3 separate regions of the Homo sapiens genome follow, and regions 1 and 3 are each linked to region 2. Evidence: chromatin loops called from intact Hi-C (ENCODE). Cell type or tissue: psoas muscle. All regions are shown on one strand. Links, peaks and the distances in the headings refer to the core of each region. The heading gives the core; the rest is flanking DNA. Region 1 overlaps DENND2A (DENN domain containing 2A). Region 2 overlaps LOC105375535 (a long non-coding RNA gene). Region 3 holds the start of RAB19 (RAB19, member RAS oncogene family).

The links. A loop is a pair of places that touch in the nucleus more often than their neighbours do. Peaks named below come from ENCODE experiments on the same cell type or tissue, not always from the same donor. Only the 100,000 strongest peaks of a DNase experiment are listed, where the experiment ranks them.
Region 1: a loop joins it to region 2, with 8 times the contacts of the local background. A loop is called at or near these places in 106 of 110 quality-filtered maps.
Region 3: it touches region 2 in a loop (2.3-fold over the local background); 3 of 110 quality-filtered maps call a loop at or near these places.

Annotation. Positions count from the first base shown.
Region 1 is chr7:140,514,778-140,520,929 of GRCh38, reverse strand. It overlaps DENND2A (DENN domain containing 2A), which reads left to right. Exons shown (of 20, transcript NM_015689.5): 19 at 1,212-1,298; 20 at 2,192-2,510. The coding sequence ends at 2,223. Among named protein-coding and RNA genes, the nearest start is that of MKRN1, 38 kb to the right of the region's middle. In psoas muscle, for the core only: a CTCF peak has its summit at 2,827 (motif pointing left); DNase peaks (open chromatin) are centred at 1,381, 2,099, 2,389 and 2,809; H3K27ac peaks cover 1,667 bases.
Region 2 is chr7:140,650,050-140,656,201 of GRCh38, reverse strand. It overlaps LOC105375535 (a long non-coding RNA gene), which reads right to left. Exons shown (of 6, transcript XR_928047.3): 3 at 4,196-4,387; 4 at 3,573-3,808; 5 at 361-613. Among named protein-coding and RNA genes, the nearest start is that of DENND2A, 12 kb to the right of the region's middle. In psoas muscle, for the core only: a CTCF peak has its summit at 2,586 (motif pointing right); a DNase peak (open chromatin) is centred at 2,672; H3K27ac peaks cover 321 bases.
Region 3 is chr7:140,401,885-140,408,036 of GRCh38, reverse strand. It overlaps RAB19 (RAB19, member RAS oncogene family), which reads right to left and starts at 3,979. Exons shown (of 4, transcript NM_001008749.3): 1 at 3,820-3,979; 2 at 190-413. The coding sequence starts at 390. LOC124901759 (a long non-coding RNA gene) reads left to right here and starts at 3,569. Exons shown (of 2, transcript XR_007060561.1): 1 at 3,569-3,852; 2 at 5,215-6,152. RefSeq lists enhancers at 3,405-3,904, 3,905-4,406. In psoas muscle, for the core only: no CTCF peak of the experiment used is centred there; no DNase peak of the experiment used is centred there; H3K4me3 peaks cover 634 bases; H3K27me3 peaks cover 636 bases.

The DNA.
Region 1 (6,152 bases), core at 395-5,394, 140 kb after region 2:
GCACTCCAGCCTGGGCAACAAGAATGAAACTCTGTCTCAGAAAAAAAGAAAAAAAAAAACTACCTGGAAAAAGCCGGGCGCTGTGGCGCGCGCCTGTAATCCCAGCACTTTGAGAGGCCGAGGCGGGCAGATCACCTGAGGTCAGGAGTTCGAGACCAACCTGGCCAACTTGGTGAAACCCTGTCTCTACTAAAAATACAAAAATTAGCTGGGCATGGTGGCAGGCGCCTGTAATCCCAGCTACTCAGGAGGCTGAGGCAGGAGAAGCGCTTGAACCCAGGAGGCAGAGCTTGCAGTGAGCCACAGTGGCACCATTACACTCCAGCCTGGGTGACACAGCGAAACTCTATCTCAAAAAAAAAAAACCCTGGAAAGAACCCTCTGTCCATGAAAGATCAGTCAGCAATGAAGACAGAGTGCCTGAAGCTCAGACCCCAGGGGTCTGAGAAGCGGCTTAAGAGATGGCCTATCCAGCCATCCTCCCTCCACACCTCCACAGAGGGACTCCTGGAAAACTAAGCCACTTGGCCAGGGCCCTCGTACAGGAGAATGCAGGGAAATGGGAGAGCACAGACACCCCTCCCAAGCCAGGACAGTCCGGTTCAACTTTTTTTTTTTTTTTTGCGACGGAGTTTCACTCTTGTTGCCCAAGCTGGAGTGCAAAGGCGTGACCTTGGCTCACTGCAACCTCCGCCTCCCGGGTTCAAGCGATTTTCCTGCCTCAGCCTCCCGAGTAGCTGGGATTATAGGCGTGCACCACCACACCTGGCTAATTTTTTTGTATTTTCAGTAGAAAGAGGGTTTCACCATGTTAGCCAGGCTGGCCTCGAACTCCTGATCTCAGGTGATCTGCCCACCTCAGCCTCCCAAAGTGCTGGGATTACAGGCGTGAACCACCATGACTGGCCACTCCGGTTCATCTTTAAAACTGCCCGCCTGGCACAGTGTAGACGCTCGGAAGGCGTTTGTTGAATAAAAATAGGATTTCATCTATGAGGTGGCTTTATAGCTTTCCAAAGGGAGTTACTGCACAGGTGGGGCAATTATAAGAGCAATAAAATCCTTATAAAACCTCCTGATTCAGAGCATGTTTATAGGAGCAGCTTAGTCTCAGAAACAAGGTTTCTCTTTTCTCTGGTAGGGAGGAAATGGACACATTTAGAAGTGCAAAGACCAAGAACTCAAATGGCTGGGATTTCTCTTGTTAACAGGTCTGTTTGAGGTCCGAGCCCAAGAGTATCTGGAAACACTCCCCAGTGGAGAGCACAGCGGTGTCAATAAGTTCCTGAAGGGACTAGGTAAGGCCCCGGGCTCTGGGTGCCCAGCCTGTGTGCCTCTGAGCTGTCTGTCTCGGAGTCCCAGCCGGTTCCCTCCACTGGAGCCAGCGCCCTGAATAATGCAGAGCTCTACGGCCTGCGCTGGGCAGATGCTACTGGCATTTTAACCTCCTGTTCTAATCTGTCCCCAAAGAGAAAACAAAGGAAACGCTGCCCCCAGCACCTCCTTTTCTGGGTCCCCGGGCTTTCTTGCTGTCTTCTTTCTCTATGATCTCCTGCACTGTTAAATCTCAGAGGAACTGAGCTGAGGGAGCATGGCGGGAACCAGACAAGGACGTCTGGCAAGAAAGACTCGCACTGGTGTCCAAATTCCTCTGGAAAGTAGAAACGTGACACTTACAAGGACTGTAGTTTAATCAGTGAAAAGGCCCTTAAAGGGAAAGGGAGAATGAAGACAGCCAAAAAAGAGGACGGAGGCCCCAGTAGGGAGGTGTCTGCAGCAGTGAGGCCCTCCCAGAGGGCCTGTGAAGGGCGCCATATCTGTGCCTCCTGCAGGACGGAGGGCTACCTGGAAGCAGAGTGTTTTAAATACACACAGCATTGCTGGGCACTTTCTCCTCCCCTGGCTCCTGAGGGATGTGTTAATTCGGTGCTTCCTTTATTACCACAGAAGCAGCCAGCCCTCCTAGACAGCTCTGATGGTCTTCCTTTCAAACCCCCTCAAGTCTGAGGAAGACCCCACGGGGATCTCTGGAAAGAACAAAGCCCCTTTGGCTTCTCCAGAGCAAGGGATGAGGCTCCCTGGGGTGGCGTGGGGGCCCCGTTACCCGCACCACTTCTGGGTGGAAAGGGCAAGATTTATCTCACCCTCCTTTGTCTGCCTTGTGAAATGTTCTCATTTTCCTTTTTTTTAGGCAATAAAATGAAATTTCTCCACAAGAAATAACTCTCAGCCTCAAGGGAAAACTTCCTCCTAGTGCAGCCCTATGCTTTAAAAACAGTTCCTGGTGGCCTTTCTGAAAGGCTGGGTCCCAGGTTGTCACGGTGCGGAACTGGAGGCCGCGGTGGCTTCTGGCCGAGGCTGGGCTCTTCCCTGGATGAGGACCTGGGAGCCGCCTGGGAGGACAGCCCCAGAAAGGGAGCCCGAGACCAGGCGTGTCGCCGACATGCAAATGGGTTGTTTTGGTGGTTGGGTTTTTTTTTTTATCTTAGATATTAAAAGTAAGAAAAATGTGTGGGTTTTCTGTTTATTATGCCAAGGCCAAGAGGAGCCTGTCCTGCCCTACACGTTCCCCTCGTTCGTCCCATCCGGCCGCTCAGCAATGGAGCTAAGAGGAGTGGTGATGGGCAACAGAAATGAGGTGCTCCTCGGAGCGGGACTGACGACACATGAGGACTGTGAGGGGAGGAGGCGGAGCCGGTGCCTCGGGTTCAGGGAGTGAGGCCTCCTAGTGAAAGGCTGGGCCCTTGCCCTAGAGTGGAGGCTAGGGAGGAACGGGAGCTGTAGACGGATGTGGCTTCCCAGACACGCTGCTCTTCCAGAAGGGACAGTGATGCCACCTGGTGGCCGAGGCCATGGACGTCTCTCTTCCCAAATGGACCTGACTCTTCTTGACTGCCTTGTTCTCTTAGAAGAAGCCATGGAACTGTCCACTGCCTGAGTAGTCCCTGGCTTTTAGAGGCACACACACAAAAAGAGGTCAGTAAACTGTTCTAGGGGTCTTCAAGTTTACGACACTGCTCACGGCCCACCTTCCAACACATAGCCACAACTTTGACCCCGTTCCCATCTCATTCCAGGGGCCCAGAGCAGCATTAATGCAATAGTGGATGTGCACTGCCTGTACACGGTGGGGGGCGGGGGGACCTTTTGCGGCTGATGGTAACAAGATGGAGGGTGAGAACGCTGGGGCGGCGTCATGAGCCGTGTGCAGCCAGAGAGGCAGCTTGCGTTTTCTGGACCAGAAGCAGGGAGGGTGTGGAGAAGGCCAAAAACCTCAGGGCGACCTAAGAGCTGTCCTGCAGCGGGGACAGTGGGGACAGCAGGGACAGCGGGGAGGCAGGAAAAGCCCCGAACACAGCTGAGGCAGGTTCTCAGAGCAAGCCTCAGGGCCACTACCAGGTGACCCCTGCCCTCAGCTCTCACCAGCGACCCTCACAGAAACACAAAAGGGAGGGGCGCCGACCTCAACAATGGCCCAGAGGGGCCATACTGCCTGGCAGGGGTTCTCAACCTTTAGGGAGCGGGAGCAAGGGGCCTTCCGAGGATAAATAGAAATGAGGAAAATGAGGGGAGGTGACCTCTCATCCTTCCTCTTAGCTGGAGTTATGGACCCCCTCGCCCCTCCAAGTTCTACCCAGGCTTTGGTGTGTCCATTACTTTTTCAGAGGTGAAGATCCACAGTTTACATCAAATTCTCAAAGATGCTCCCAGAATGGTAGAAACCAGGCTGTGCATAAAAATTAACCTGCCTGGCCGGGCGCAATGGCTCATGCCTATAATCCCAGCACTTTGAGAGGCCAAGGCAGGCAGGTGGATCACCTGAGGTCAGGAGTTCAAGATCAGCCTGGCCAACATGGCAAAACCCCATCTGTACTAAAAATACAAGAAAAACTTAGCCGGGCATCGTGGTGCGTGCCTGTAATCCCAACTACCTGGAAGGCTGAGGCAGAAGAATCGCTTGAACTGGGGAGGAGAAGGTTGCAGTGAGCCGAGATCATGCCACTGCACTCCAGCCTGGACAACAGAGCAAGACTCCTTCTCAAAAAAACTCTGGCTGGGTGTGTGTGGGTGGGGACTAGGGGGATGCCTGAATGAGAATCCCTGAATCCTTGAGTGTGGGGGTTCAGGAATATGTATCTAACAAGCTCCTTGGATTAGTCAAGTTTGTGTGTGGGCTCAGGAATATATGTATCTAGCAAGCTCCTCAGACTAGTCAACTTTCTTAATAGTCTGCATATTTGTATATTGCCCAGAAAGGGACACTTTTTGGAATATACTTTCTTTTTTTAACTTATTTCGCATTATATTGTTTACTTAATAACTCCAAGCAAATAAATGTACATCTTTATCAACATTCCCAATGACTGCATAATATTCCATTCTGTGGGGATACTAAAAGCTATTAGTTCATCAGCCTTTGGCTCTTTATACATGCAGGACGTTTCCAGTTTTTAACATCATAACATCGAAAACAGCATCTTTGTACAAGTATCTTAGCACACTTGCCCCATCTTAATTTTCATTTTTGCTTAAAGTAAAATATACATACTTTTTTTTAAATTTATTTACTTTTTTTTTTTTTGAGATGGAGTCTCGCTCTGTCCCCCAGGCTGGAGTGCAGCGGCACGATCTTGGCTCACTGCAACCTCCACCTCCCGAGTTCAAGCGATTCTCCCCCTTCAGCCTCCTGAGTAGCTGGGATTACAGGCGGGCGCCACCACACCTGGCTAATTTTTGTATTTTTAGCAGAGACGGTGTTTCACCATGTTGACCAGGCTGGTCTCAAACTCCTGACCTCAGGTGATCCGCCCGCCTTGGCTCCCAAAGTGCTGGGATTACAGGTGTGAGCCACCACGCCCTGCCAAAATATACATACTTTAAAAATACACATACAGATATTAGTGTACAGCCTAACAAACGTTCACAAATGACCATGTGAAAGTTGCCAGAATCAAAATGGAGCCACACAGACACACAAAATACTTGTGTGAGGACATCTGCCCAGCAACTGCCTGTCCAGCCTCAGACTGGCGCCAGCCTTGTTATGGATCCTTGTAGCCAAGGATAATGATCTCAAAACAATGTGATCCTCCCTACTTTTCCTTTAAAAACCCTGTCTTCCTTTACCTCCTTGAATATGCAGCACATAGTTTTTACTATGTCCTGTGTATTACCATTGCAATGGCTATTCTCAAATAAACATGGTTTTCTTTTAGGAAAAAAAAAGAAGGTGGGCACAGAGGTCCATGCTTATAATCCTAACACTTTGGGAGGCTGAGGTGGGAGGATCACTTAAGACCAGGAGTTCAAGACCAGCCTGGGCAACATAGTGGGTCCGCCCATCTCTACAGAAAATTTTAAAATTAGCCTGGCGTGGTGGCGCACTCCTGTAGTCCCAGCTACTCAGGAGGCTGAGGCAGGAGAATTGCTTGAACCCGGGAAGCAGAGGTTGCAGTGAACCGAGATTGCACCACTGCACTCCAACCTGAGTGACAGAGCAACCTGAGTGACTTTCAAAACAAAACAAAACATCACGCCTGTAATCCCAGCATTCTGGGAGGCTGAGGTGGGTGGATCACTTAAGGTCAGGAGCTCGAGACCAGCATGGCCAACATGGCAAACCCCCATCTCTACTAAAAATACAAAAATTAGCCAGGTGTGGTGGCGGGCACCTGTAATCTCAGCCACTCAGGAGGCTGACGTGGGAGGATCACTTGAACTCAGGAGGCAGAGGTTGCAATGAGCTGAGATCACGCCAGTGCACTCCAGCCCGGGCAACAGAGTGAGACACTGTCTCAAAAAAAAAAAAAAAAAAAGGAATATCAATGAAACGAGTGACAGCATCCAGGGCCACAGGGGTCACACCCTCAGGCATATCAAAGCTGGTAAATAGAATTTTTTTTTTTTTTTTTTGGTAGAGATGGGATCTCACTATGTTGCCAGGGCTGTTCTTTTTTTTTTTTTTTTTTTTGAGACAGAGTCTCAGTCTGTCGCCCAGGCTAGAGTGCAGTGGCGCTATCTCGGCTCACTGCAACCTCTGCCTCCCGGGTTCAAGCGATTCTCCTGCCTCAGCCTCCCGAGTAGCCAGGATTACAGGCGCCTGCCACCATGCCCAGCTAATTTTATTTTTAGTAGAGACAGGGTTTCACCAT
Region 2 (6,152 bases), core at 434-5,433:
GCCCCACACTTCGCTTGGAGCACACAGTCCACGCTAAGAGATCTGTGACTCCCCACATCACTCCCCACATTGGTTTCTCCAGGAACCATCTCTCACACACTTTCACACACCTCCCCATTCCCAGTTCCTGTGTTCCTAATTGGGATGGTGAGCCACTCTTGCCGCCTCCAGTTTCCTTTTCCTAACCAACTTAGCGAGCCACTCTCACATCCGGTGTCGGTTGGGATGTGAGTTTCATCCAAATTGGCGAGCTGTTCTTGCTGCCCCTAACCCGTCTGGGTCAGACTACCAGTTACACCCTGGGAAGGCTCCCCTTCTATCCTTATGAGACGGGTCCTGCCTTGGGCCCCAATACCTTACCGCAGTTCCTGAAGCACGCTGTTTCTGGAATTGTCCTGTAGCCCCTCTCAGGTTCTGTTGTGCTGCTGGGTAGGGGTGCTGGGTCACAGGAGAGCTGATTTCACCCCTCTAGGCTGAAGTTCTCCAGGTGGCACCTGGGGTCACAGGTCTCCCCAGGCCCGGGGCTCCAGCCCCATAGGGAAAGGAGACAGTAGATCTGCCGTCTCCACTCCTCCTGGCTGGCTCGCCAAGAAATGTTGCGGGATGCAGGGGACTAGACAAGTATGGGTGAATACAGGAGGATAATTATTTTAAGGTGTGCACCAGCTCAGTGGATTTATTTTTCCTTGAATTTCTGCCTCGATATTACCTAGATAAAGGTCGTCTTGTTTCTCTGACTACTTCATAAGACAAGCAAATTTTCACAAATTTAAAGGATACATTGTGGAAGGTCTGACTGAAAATAAGGCCCTTGTGGGCATCCTAGAAATTTATCTAGAATGGTGGCTCTCAAACTTTAGCATCCATCAGAATTAGTTGGAGCGCTGGCCCCACCCCATTGCTGACTTTTGTAGGTCTGGGGTGAGGCCCAAGAATGTGCATTTCTAACAGTTACTATATGATGCTGATGCTGTTGGTTTGGGGAAAACATTTTGAGAACCATTGACCTTGTAGATAGTGGTAGTGGTGAATATGGTGGTGGTGGTGGTGAAGATGGTGGTGGTGGTGGTCAAGGTAATGGTAGTGGGTGGTAACAGTGGTGGTGGTGATGGCGGTGACAATGGTGATGGTGGTGGTATTGATGTTGGTAATGGGGCGGTGGTTATATTGGTGGTGGTGATGATAATGGTGGTGGTCGTGGTGGTGGTGACAGTGGTAGTGGTGGTGATGGGGATGATAGTGGTGAGTGATGGTGGTGACAGTGATGATAGTGGTGACAGTAATGGTGGTGGCATTGATATTGGTAATGGTAGTGGTATTGTTGATGTTGGTGGTAGTGGTGGTAATAGTGGTAGTGATGGTAACAGTGGCGGTGGTGATGGTGATGATGTGACAGTGATGGTGGTGACAGTGGCAATGGTGGTGGCATTGATATTGGTAATGGTGGTGGTGGTGATGGTGATAATGGTGATGGTGATAGTGGTGGTGGTGGTGACAGTGGTGCTGGTGACGGTGTTGGTGGTGACTGGTGGTGGTGGTGACAAAAGTGGTGGTGATCATAATGATAGTGGTGGTGGTAACGGTGACGGTGATGGTGGCGACCTACAATCTCTGCAGAAATAGGCCCACCATAACCATCACCACCATCATTACCACCACTGTTACCATCCACCACCATCACCACCACCAAATGACTGGTGATGGTGGTGGCAGTGGTGAAAGTGTAGCATTGTAAAGAGCTAGAGTCAGCTCCCACACAGGTGAAGTTGAGAGATTATTACTGAGGCCCATGTCAGTTAGGAGAATTATGTCATACATATGAAGGCAACATGGGCAGTAAAAAACAAAACAAAACAAAACAAAAACAGTTCTATCACATATGAACCCTAAATCAAAGTTTATAAGGGCAACCATTGAAAATCACAGATGCTGGCTTGGAGTCAACCTGCTGCTCACATGGGTAACTTTATGCAATCCGTTTCAGGATTAGTAACAGGAGGGATGGATATATTTAGAATGTTGAATGAATTAAGAGACTGAATACGCAAAGGGACAATGGCCATATATAACTATGCATTTCTATGTCTAGTGTCATATATGGTCATTGACTCTGCATATTCAGAGGCTGTGACCCACAACCTTTGCAGCAACCGGGGCAGGAGCCAAGCCAACCTTCTATGGCGATAGGCCCAGAACGTCAGGATTTGCTCAATGACTGCCTGCTGCCCTAATTCTCACTGACACTTCCAACTCAGGACCAAGCCAAGAAAGCCAAAAATCCTCTCCAAACCCATCACATAAGATGCTGCTGCCTGCACTTTCCCCCTGCCAACATCTTCCAATTAGAGCCCACCTGAAACCTATAGAAGCCTTTCCCACTAGCATTTGAGTCTCCAGTTATATTTGACTCTCTGCCAAAGGCAAGTGATGGTGGCTGACTGTCTGGCCATAGAAAACGCTAAATAAATAGCCTCTGCCTTCCTCATTTGGGTGGCTTTCGTTGATCCGCATTGAATCTTCTCAACAGTGGAAAGCCAGCTAATTTTTAGGTTTCCAGGTGTATGAAATGCTCCTGCTGGTGTTGTTAACTCTATTTCCACTAGGTGGCACCATTCACTCGGGAAGGATAACACACGATTCCTGGAGGTTCCCAGACCCAACCGGGAGGCAAGGGAAGGGGAACTCTGCAAAAGCCCATCTGGCTTTGCTTCTCTTTCCACGTGAACCACATGACCGGGTTTAGCAGCTCGCGTGTAACACTGCTACCCAGCAGATGTGATGCAGGGCAAGTACTAGTTCAAGGGGAAGATGGTGGAGGTGGGGAATGGGCTGGCTCTGGGCTTCCCGGCCTCTGCATTTTAGGCATTCCGGACAAGACAATTCTTCGTTGTGTGTGGAGAGGGAGGCTGTCCTGTGCTTTGGAGGATGTTCGGCAGCATGTCTGGCCTTTACCCACTTGATGCCAGAAACAATCCTTGTCTTAGTCCGTTTGAGCTGCTATATAACAAAATACCATGAACTGTGTGGCTTAGAAACAGCAAATATTTATTGGCCGGGCGCAGTGGCTCACGCCTGTAATCCCAGCACTTTGGGAGGCCGAGGCGGGAGGATCACGAGGTCAGGAAATAGAGACCATCCTGGCTAACACGGTGAAACCCCGTCTCTACTAAAAATACAAAAAATTAGCTGGGCGTGGTGGCGGGCGCCTGTAGTCCCAGCTACTCGGGAGGCTGAGGCAGGAGAATGACGTGAACCCGGGAGGCGGAGCTTGCAGTGAGCCGAGATTGGGCCACCGTACTCCAGCCTGGGTGACAGAGTAAGACTCTGTCTCAAAAAAAAAAAAAAAGAAAAAAGAAAAAAGAAACAGCAAATATTTCTTTCTCACATTCCTGGAGGCTGAAAAGTCCAGGATCCAGGTGCGGCATGGTTGGGTTCTGGGGAGGTCCTGCTTCTGGGCTGCAGACCGCCGCCTTCTCACTGTGTCCGTGGTGGAAAGAGTGGGAGAGGGTGAGAGCTTTCTCTGGGGACTCTTTGATGAGGGCACTAAACCCATTCATGAGGGCTCCACTCACCTTCCATCACTTTGGGCGTTAGGATTTCAACATATGAATTTTGGAGGCGGACACGTTCAGACCATAGCACTTCCCTTTCCCAATTATGACAATAAAATATCTTCAAACATTGCCAAGTGTCAGCCAGGCATGGTGGCCCACATCTGTATTCTCAGCACATTGGGAGACCAAAGTGGGAGGATTGCTTGAGCACAGGAGTTTCAGACCAGCCGGGGCAATATAGCAAGACTCTGTCTCTACGGAAAAAAAAAAAAAAAAACCTGGGCACGGCAATGGGGCACACCCGTAGTTCTAGATACCCAGGAGGCTTAGGTGGAGGGATGGCTTGAGCCCAGGTGTTTGGGGTTGCAGTGAGCTATGATTGTGCCACTGCACTCCAGCCTGGGAGACAGAGTAAGACCTTGTCTCTTAAAAGAAAAAAAAAAAGAAAAATTACCAAATGTCCCCTGGAGAAGCAAAGAAGCAAAGTTGTCCCTGCTTGGGAATCACTAGTCTTAGGTCCTTTCGCACAGTTCTCTGCTGAGACCCTTTCAGCACCCCCTGACCTCCTTACCCCTCTTCCCACCCCACACTCACACTTTCTTCAGAACAGAATATAAGAGAAGGGAACGCCCTGCACTTACCTGCTGCAGCTTCAACGTCTTTGTTCCTCCTGAGCAGGCTCTAAACCAGTGTGTCTCTGGTGGGGACTTGAGCCACCTCCACCAAAAACACCTGGGCGGCTGTGCACCATGGCTCACACACCTGTAATCCTAGAACATTGGGAGGCCAGACAGAGCAGGAAGATCTCTCAAAACTAGGAGTTCAAGATCAGCCTGGGCAACAGAGTGAGACAACATAGTGAGACTCTGTCTCTACAAGCAAACACACACCTGGAGTGCTTGTAAAACTGCACGTTCCTGGGCTGCATCCCAGACCCCTTGCATCAGGATCACTCAGCGAAGGCCAGAATCTGTTCTTTTTTTTCTTCTTTTTTTCCCCCTTAAACTCAATGGGATTATCAGGCAGATAAAAAGTGTGAGAAAGGCCGGGCGTGGTGGCTCATGCCTCCACTGCACTCCAGCCTGGGGTAATCCCAGCACTTTGGGAGGCTGAGGCAGACGGATCATCTGAGGTCAGGAGTTTGAGACCAGTCTGGCCAACATGGTGAAACCCCGTCTCAGCTAAAACTACAAAAAATTACCCGGGCATGGTGATGGGTGCCTGTAATCCTGGCTACTCGGGAGGCTGAGGCAAGAGAATCGCTTGAACCCGGGAGGCGGAGGTTGCAGTGAGCTGAGATTGCACCACTGCTTTCCAGCCTGGGCAATAAGACGGAAACTCTGTCTCAGAAAAAAAAAAAAAGTGTGAGAAGCACTGGCCCTGCCCCTCCCCCCAGGTCCTGCTTGGTATCTCTGACCTGCAATTCCTTCCTAAGAGAGTCAGGCCCTGGCATGTGGATTTTGGCTCTGGGCCACCCATATCTACTCCCCAAGCTGGCAGAGGAGAAAATATCAGAAATAATACTGAAAGGGGCTGGGCGCGGTGGCTCACACCTGTAATCCCAGCACTTTGGGAGGCCGAGGCGGGCAGATCACGAGGTCAGGAGATCGAGACCATCCTGGCTAACACGGTGAAACCCCATCTCTACCAAAAATACAAAAAATTAGCTGGGCGCGGTGGCGGGTGCCTGTAGTCCCAGCTACTCGGGAGGCTGAGGCAGGAGAATGGTGTGAACCCAGGAGGTGGAGCTTGCAGTGAGCCGAGATAGCGCCACTGCACTCCAGCCTGGGAGATGGAGCGAGACTGTGTCTCAAAAAAAAGAAAAGAAAAGAAAAGAAATAATACTGAAAGAAGCAGGGAAAGGAGGAGGCAGTTGTGTGTGTGTGCCCTGCGGCAATGACCCATCCCTTCCCCGTGAGACCACGGCCTCCTCGCTTTCTCTTTTTCACTCTTCAGTTGAATTTTCTCCATTACTCCTTATCACGAGAATCTCTCCTCTAGTTCCTGCCTTCTGGTTTTCTAGGTGGCTTGCTCCAGACACCTTTCTCCCGGTGTCACGTAACTGGACTACTACTACCCACGTGCAGTGCATGTGCTAACCCTGTGTGGCCAAGGCAAGTCTCCCCTCCTTCTGCCTCGAGGGCTTGGGCTGCTCATCTCTGAGGCCACTTCCTGCTCTGACACGGTATGCCCCCACCATGCTGTGTGCAACTCTGTTGCCCCTGGACCCTGTTAACTTCTTTATTTTATTTTATTTTTGAGACGGAGTCTCGCTCTGTCACCCAGGCTGGAGTGCAGTGGTAAAATCTCGGCTCACTGCAACCTCCGCCTCCTGAATTCAAGCGATTCTCCTGTCTCAGTCTCCTGAGTAGCTGGGATTAGAGGCACATGCCACCATACCCAGCTAATTTTTGTATTTTTGGTAGAGATGGGGTTTTGCCATGTTGGCCAGGCTGGTCTCGAACTCCTGATCTCAGGTGATCCACCCTCCTCGGTCTCCCAAAGTGCTGGGATTATAGGAGTGAGCCACTGCACCCCACCAGGCCCTGTTAACTTCTCTGTTCTAAAGCCTGTCCTGGCCACAAAGCTACAGTGGTG
Region 3 (6,152 bases), core at 830-5,829, 250 kb after region 2:
GCGTGGTGGCGGGCGCCTGTAGTTCCTGTTACTTGGGAGGCTGAGGCTGGAGGCTGAGGCAGGAGAATGGCATGAACCCGGGAGGCGGAGCTTGCAGTGAGCCGAGATCGCGCGAGACTCCGTCTCAAGGAAAAAAAAAAAAAAAAAAAAAAAAAAGGTGGAACCAGTCCCGTCCCGGTGCCCTCTGACCTTCACTTTTTTGCCGTCAATATCAAGGGAACGCACGGTAAAGTCCACTCCAATCGTGTTCTGCTGTGTCTCAGTGTAGACTCCAGACTTGAAATGCTGCACCACACACGTCTTCCCCACATTGGAATCCCCAATGAGGATAATCTTGAACAAATAGTCAAAGTTCTCATCTGCTGCCCTGGCTGAGCTGGAGAAGTGCATGGTTCTTGCCACCTAGAACAGAACTAGGAAGAAAGGATGGAATTCAGCACCAGGAACTGGGGATCCAGTACAAGACAAGACGAAGGGAGGTCATTACCTTCACAGTGCTACATCCTTGTGAGAGGACGATGCTAATGATGCTAGTCGGGCACAGAGGAGTTGTCCCCATAAGCTGACATCTGCCCTACGTGTGTTGATCTTACTTTAGGGGTGCTCTTGGAATAAAGAGGTTCTACTGCCATTCTCTGGTGGGTCCAGTGGACGGTCAACACCATCAGATAAAAGCAGTGATATATCCTAGGCCTGGAGACGAGGTGCCACATGCTCCATCAGAGTGCCCGGAGAGCAGGAGAATGGCAGAGGAAATGCCCACAGCAGTGACTCACCTGCCATTGGAGGTCCCACTAGTGTCAATTTCACCTGGGGAGAAAGATTCCCAACTGCTGTAAGACTGACCATCCAGGCCGTGCACGATGGCTCATGCCTGTAATCCCAGCTCTTCGGAAGGCCAAGGTGGGTGGATCACCTGAGGTTGGGAGTTTGAGACCAGCCTGACCAACGTGGAGAAACCCCATCTCTACTAAAAATACAAAGTTAGCTGGGTGTGGTGGCGCATGCCTATAATCTCAGCTATTCGGGAGGCTGAGGCCAGAGAATCACTTGAATCCGGGAGGCGGAAGTTGCAGTGATCCGAGATCATGCCTTTGCACTCCAGCCTGGGCAACAAGAGCGAAACTCCACCTCAAAAAAAAAACACCCAAAAAACAAAAAACTACTGACCATCCAGGTAGCTAGCAACGAGGACTGATAAGAGGTGATTGGTAAGTCAGCTTGGGGAAGAGTGACATGACCTTTTTGTTCTGTTTGGAGCCTAATTTTTTTGACCAGGAAATTAGGATTTTGAGAATATTCAAAATTAAAACCATGGCTATAATGTTATGGCATATTTTACCAAAGGCTGGTTATGGCATATTTTACCAAAGGTTTTTTTTTTTCTTTTTTTTTTGAGACAAAGAGTCTCGCTGTGTCGCCCAGGCTGGAGTGCAATGGCATGATCTCAGCTCACTGCAACCTCTGCCTTCCAGTTCAAACGATTCTCCTGCCTCAGCCTCCCGAGTAGCTGGGACTATAGACCTGCACTACCACACCCAGGTAATTTTTGTATTTTTAGTAGAGACGGGGTTTCACCATGTTGGTCAGGCTGGTCTCGAATGCCTGACCTCAAGTGATTTACCTGCCTCAGTCTCCCAAAGTGCTGGGATTACAGGCCTGAGCCATCACGCGCCGCCAGAAAATTAAGGTTTCTAATGACAGTGTTTCACAAACTAACTGATTATCAGAATTATCTGAGAGTATCATTGAAAAATATATATTTCCTTTTTTTTTTTTTTTTTTTTTGAGACAGAGTTTCACTCTTCTTGCCCAGGCTGGAATGCAATGGTGTGGTCTTGGCTCACTGCACTGCAACCTCCGCCTCCTGGGTTCAAGCGATTCTCTTGCCTCAGCCTCCCAAGTAGCTGGGATTACAGGTGCCTGCCACCACGCCTGGCTAATTTTTGTATTTTTAGTCGATACAGGGTTTTGCCATGTTGGCCAGGCTGGTTAGGAACTCTTGACCTCAGGTGATCTGCCCGCCTTGACCTCCCAAAGTGTTGGGATTACAGGCATGAGCCACCATGCCCGGCTGGAAAATAAAGGTTTTTAATGACAGTGTTTCACAAACTAACTGATTATCAGAATTATCTGGGAATATCATTGAAAAAATATATTTTTGGAGCTCATCCCAGACTTGCTAAACATATTTTACCTTGTTCTTTTAAAAATTATTTCTTAGTATTCTTTTTTTTTTTTTTTTTTTGAGACAGAGTCTCGCTCTGTCACCGAGGCTGGAGTGCAGTGGTATGATCTCAAAACTGCACTGGGCCAGGTTTTGTGTTTTGTGTTTTTAACTTTAAAATATGTTTAGTGCGCCAGGCCGCAGTCGCTCATGCCTGTAATCCTAGCACTTTGGCAGGCCGAGGCAGAAGGATCACTTGACGCCAGGAGGTTGAAAGTAGTCTAGGCAATATAATGAGAGCCCTGCGCCCCCCCTCCCCGCCCATCTCTATTAAAATAATAAGAAATAGGCCAGGGGCAGTGGCTCACACCTGTAATCCAAGCAATTTGGGAGGCTGAGGCAGGCGGATCACTTGAGGTCAGGAGTTCAAGATCAGCTTGGCCAACATGGTGAAACCCCATCTCTACTAAAAATACAAAAAATTAGCCGGGCGTGGTGGCATGCACCTGTAATCCCAGCTACTTGGGAGGCTAAGGCAGGAGAATGGCTTGAACCCAGAGGGCAGAGGTTGCAGTGAGCCGAGATCGCACCATTGCAGTCCAGCCTGGGCAACAAGAGCGAAACTCCGTTTCAAAAAACAAACAAACAAACAAACAAAAACACAAAACCAAAAACCTCTGTCTCTCTTCCCTCCCCTCCCCTCCCCTCTTGCTCTGTCTCTTCCCCAGGTGATTCTGATGATGAGCCAGGTTTGGAAAACACCAATCGACCAAGTCACCTACCTGAAACTTACTCCCACCATCAGCATCCCTGGCTTAAATGTCCACCTATGCTTAAATATCTCTGATCACAAGGAACTGACTACCTCCTGAAAAATTTCCATTTTGCACTGGGCAGCTCTCACTTCTGTGGGATTGACACCTCCCTCCATGAGGTTTCCATCTGTCTAGCTCCGTGCTATCCTTACTCTGCCAAGACACATCACATTCCTGTTCCACATGACAGCCCATCAGATATTTGAAGCAGCAAGAATATTCCCCCAAGGAGAATATCCCCATCCTCTTTAACTGTTCTTCCTGAGAGTGTGTTCGGACTCCTCATCCAATTGCTCTAAAAGTAACTGAAACCTGATCCCACTTAATGATTACATTTGATGTGCTGCAAATTGCCCCTGCCTTGTGACATCCTTCTTCACCTCTCCGTTTTACTTTGGTTTTCTCTAAAGTCATAGACAAGGACACTCTGTCTCATCACACAAGGTAAAATGCACTCAAATGTCCAATCTGCATGCAAAAACCCAGGGCTTTAAGGCGATGAAGAAGGATCCCATACCTCTCTTGGACCTCTCTGAAATCACATATGGGTAGATGATCCAGCAGACAACAGACACAATCAAACCACTTTTTTCCTGTCTGACTTTTCAACTAAAGACAGCCATTCCACTTCCGGTGTCTTGGTCTTATCACTGTAACTTGAGCTGAGACTTTACTTCCATGTCTCCCCCCACCCTCAGGAGTCCTCAGGGTTTCCACTAAAGCCCCCTTTCATTGAGCCTACAAGCCTTGCTGGGAGGCACAGGCAGCGTCCACCCCGATGATGTCCTCCCGCCGGCATCCCGCAGCCTTCGCCTTCCTGGTTCACCTGTCGCTTACCTGTCTCGCTCTCTCACCTCTGCTGGTCAGCAGGTAATGTTTTCGCTTTCTTCTGGGTTTGCTTTTCAGCCCCCCAGTGCCCCCTTCTTCCTCCTGCCTCGCTGCTTGGTGGGAAGTGTAGTTCTGGCCCCAGGTGTCGGGTTTGGCGTCCTGAGAAAGTGAAAGGAAAGTGCAATCCCTCCCACCTGCCCTGAGTCCGGAGCTGCCTCAGGGTACAAAGCGCCAGGTGAGGGCGGCCAGCACAGGGCAGGGCGCAGAGCCGGCTTTCTCACCAGCCTTCGCCGGCCTAGCGGAAAGCCCTCACAGGAAGGAACAGCCAGTGAATTAAACCAGTGCTGGCCCATACGACACTGCCCCTGCTCCTTTCTTCTACTTTACCTTGTCTTGTGGGCTTTTGCGTCCTTTGCTCTCAATTTGTCCTGGTGTCCCTTGTTAGGAAACAATTTCAGAATGTATCTCATGTAGTAACAGCGACTGTTTTGCAAAATGTTTGGGTCAGTTGTACATGTGCATATTGTACTGGGTGATGTAAAAAAAAAATTTTTTTTTTTTTTTTGGAGACAAGGTCTCACTCTGTCACCCAGGCTGAAGTGCAGTGGCACCATTCATGGCTCACTGCAGCCTCAACCTCCCGGGCTCAAGCAATCCACCTGCCTCAGCCTCCTGAATATCTGGGACTACAGCTGGCCTGAGGGTTGTTAGTTGAGATAACACCAACTAAAGGAGGATATAGATCTTAAGTAATTTATTTTATTATATATACATATTTTTTAGAGACAGGGTCTTGCTCTATGGCTCAGGCTGGAGTGCAGAGGCATAATTATGGCTCACTGCAGCCACAACATCCCAGGCTCAAGGAAGCCTCCCACTTCAGCCTCCCAAGTAGCTGGGACTACAGTCATACACCACCATGCCCCACTATTTATTGTTTTTAGAGCTGGGATCTCCCTATGTTGCCCATGGTGGTTTGACACTCCTGGGTTTGGCCAGGCATGGTGGCTCATGCCTGTGATCCCAGCACTTTGGGAGGCTGAGGTGGGCAGATCACCTGAGGTCAGGAGTTCGAGACCAGCCTGGCCAACATGGCAAAACCCCATCTCTACTAAAAATACAAAAATTACCCGGGTCTGGTGGTGAGCCTATAATCCCAGCTACTCTGGCAGGAGAATCGCTTGAGCCTGCGAGGTGGAGGTTGCAGTGAGCCAAGGTCGCGCCACTGCACTCCAGCCTGGGTGACAGAGTGAGACTCCGTCTCAAAAAAAAAAAGAAAAAAAGAGAAGAAACTCCTGGGCTCAAGTGATCCTCCTGCCTTGGCTTCCCGAAGTGCTGGGATTACAAGGCATGAAACCACCGTACCTGGCCAGATTGTAAGTAATTTAAGTCTTTGTTTTGTAGATCTGAATATCTCTTTGTGAGGAGTCAGAGAAAGGAGATGATGCAAAGAGAAGGAAGCAAAAACAAAACTAAAAGAACTTTGAAGGTATATGAGAAGAAAAAGCTGAAAAGAAAATGTCTGCCTCACTCCCTCAAAAATTCTACCATAGAGCAAAGGTTGACGTCCAGAAAACCTCAAGTTTATCAGTCCCAGATGCTGGCAGTAGAAGCATAAAGCTGAGGTGAATTTTCCTTACTATTTTTTCCCCAGAGTCTAGAACAGTAACTGCCTCCCAATGTCTATCACAGGGACCAGATTTTCTCCACTACATAGGATGTGATATGTAGGCAGTTAAATGGCATTATAGACACAATAAGCAAAATTGAAACAGAGACACCCTGTTGGATAAAATATTTACATCGGTGTCCTGTTTCCAAACTGTGGGCTGAGACCTATAAATGAGTCATGAAATCAACCTTTGTGGGTTGCAACCAGCATTTTCACAAGAAGGGATTAAGAAACAACTTCAGAATGTATCTTGTGTAGTAACAGTGACTACTGTTTTGCAAAATGTTTGGGTCAGTTGTACACATGCATATTTTACAGGGTGATGTAAAAAAAAAATGTTTTTTTTGAGACAGGGTCTCACTTTGTCTCCCAGGCTGAAGTGCAGTGGCACCGTCATGGCTCACTGCGGCCTCAACCTCCTGGGCTCAAGCAATCTTCCTGCCTTAGCCTCCTGTATATCTGGGACTACAGGTGTGCACCATCATGCCCAGCTATTTATTTCATTTTTTTGTAGAGCCAGGGCCTCACTTTGTTACCCAGACTGGTCTCGAACTCCTGGGATCAAGCAATCCTCCCACATCAGCCTCCCAAGGTGCTGGGATAACAGGCGTGGGCCACCGTGCCTGGCCTGAAATGTCTTTTTAACTGTAGGCTGGGGTCCGCAACGTTT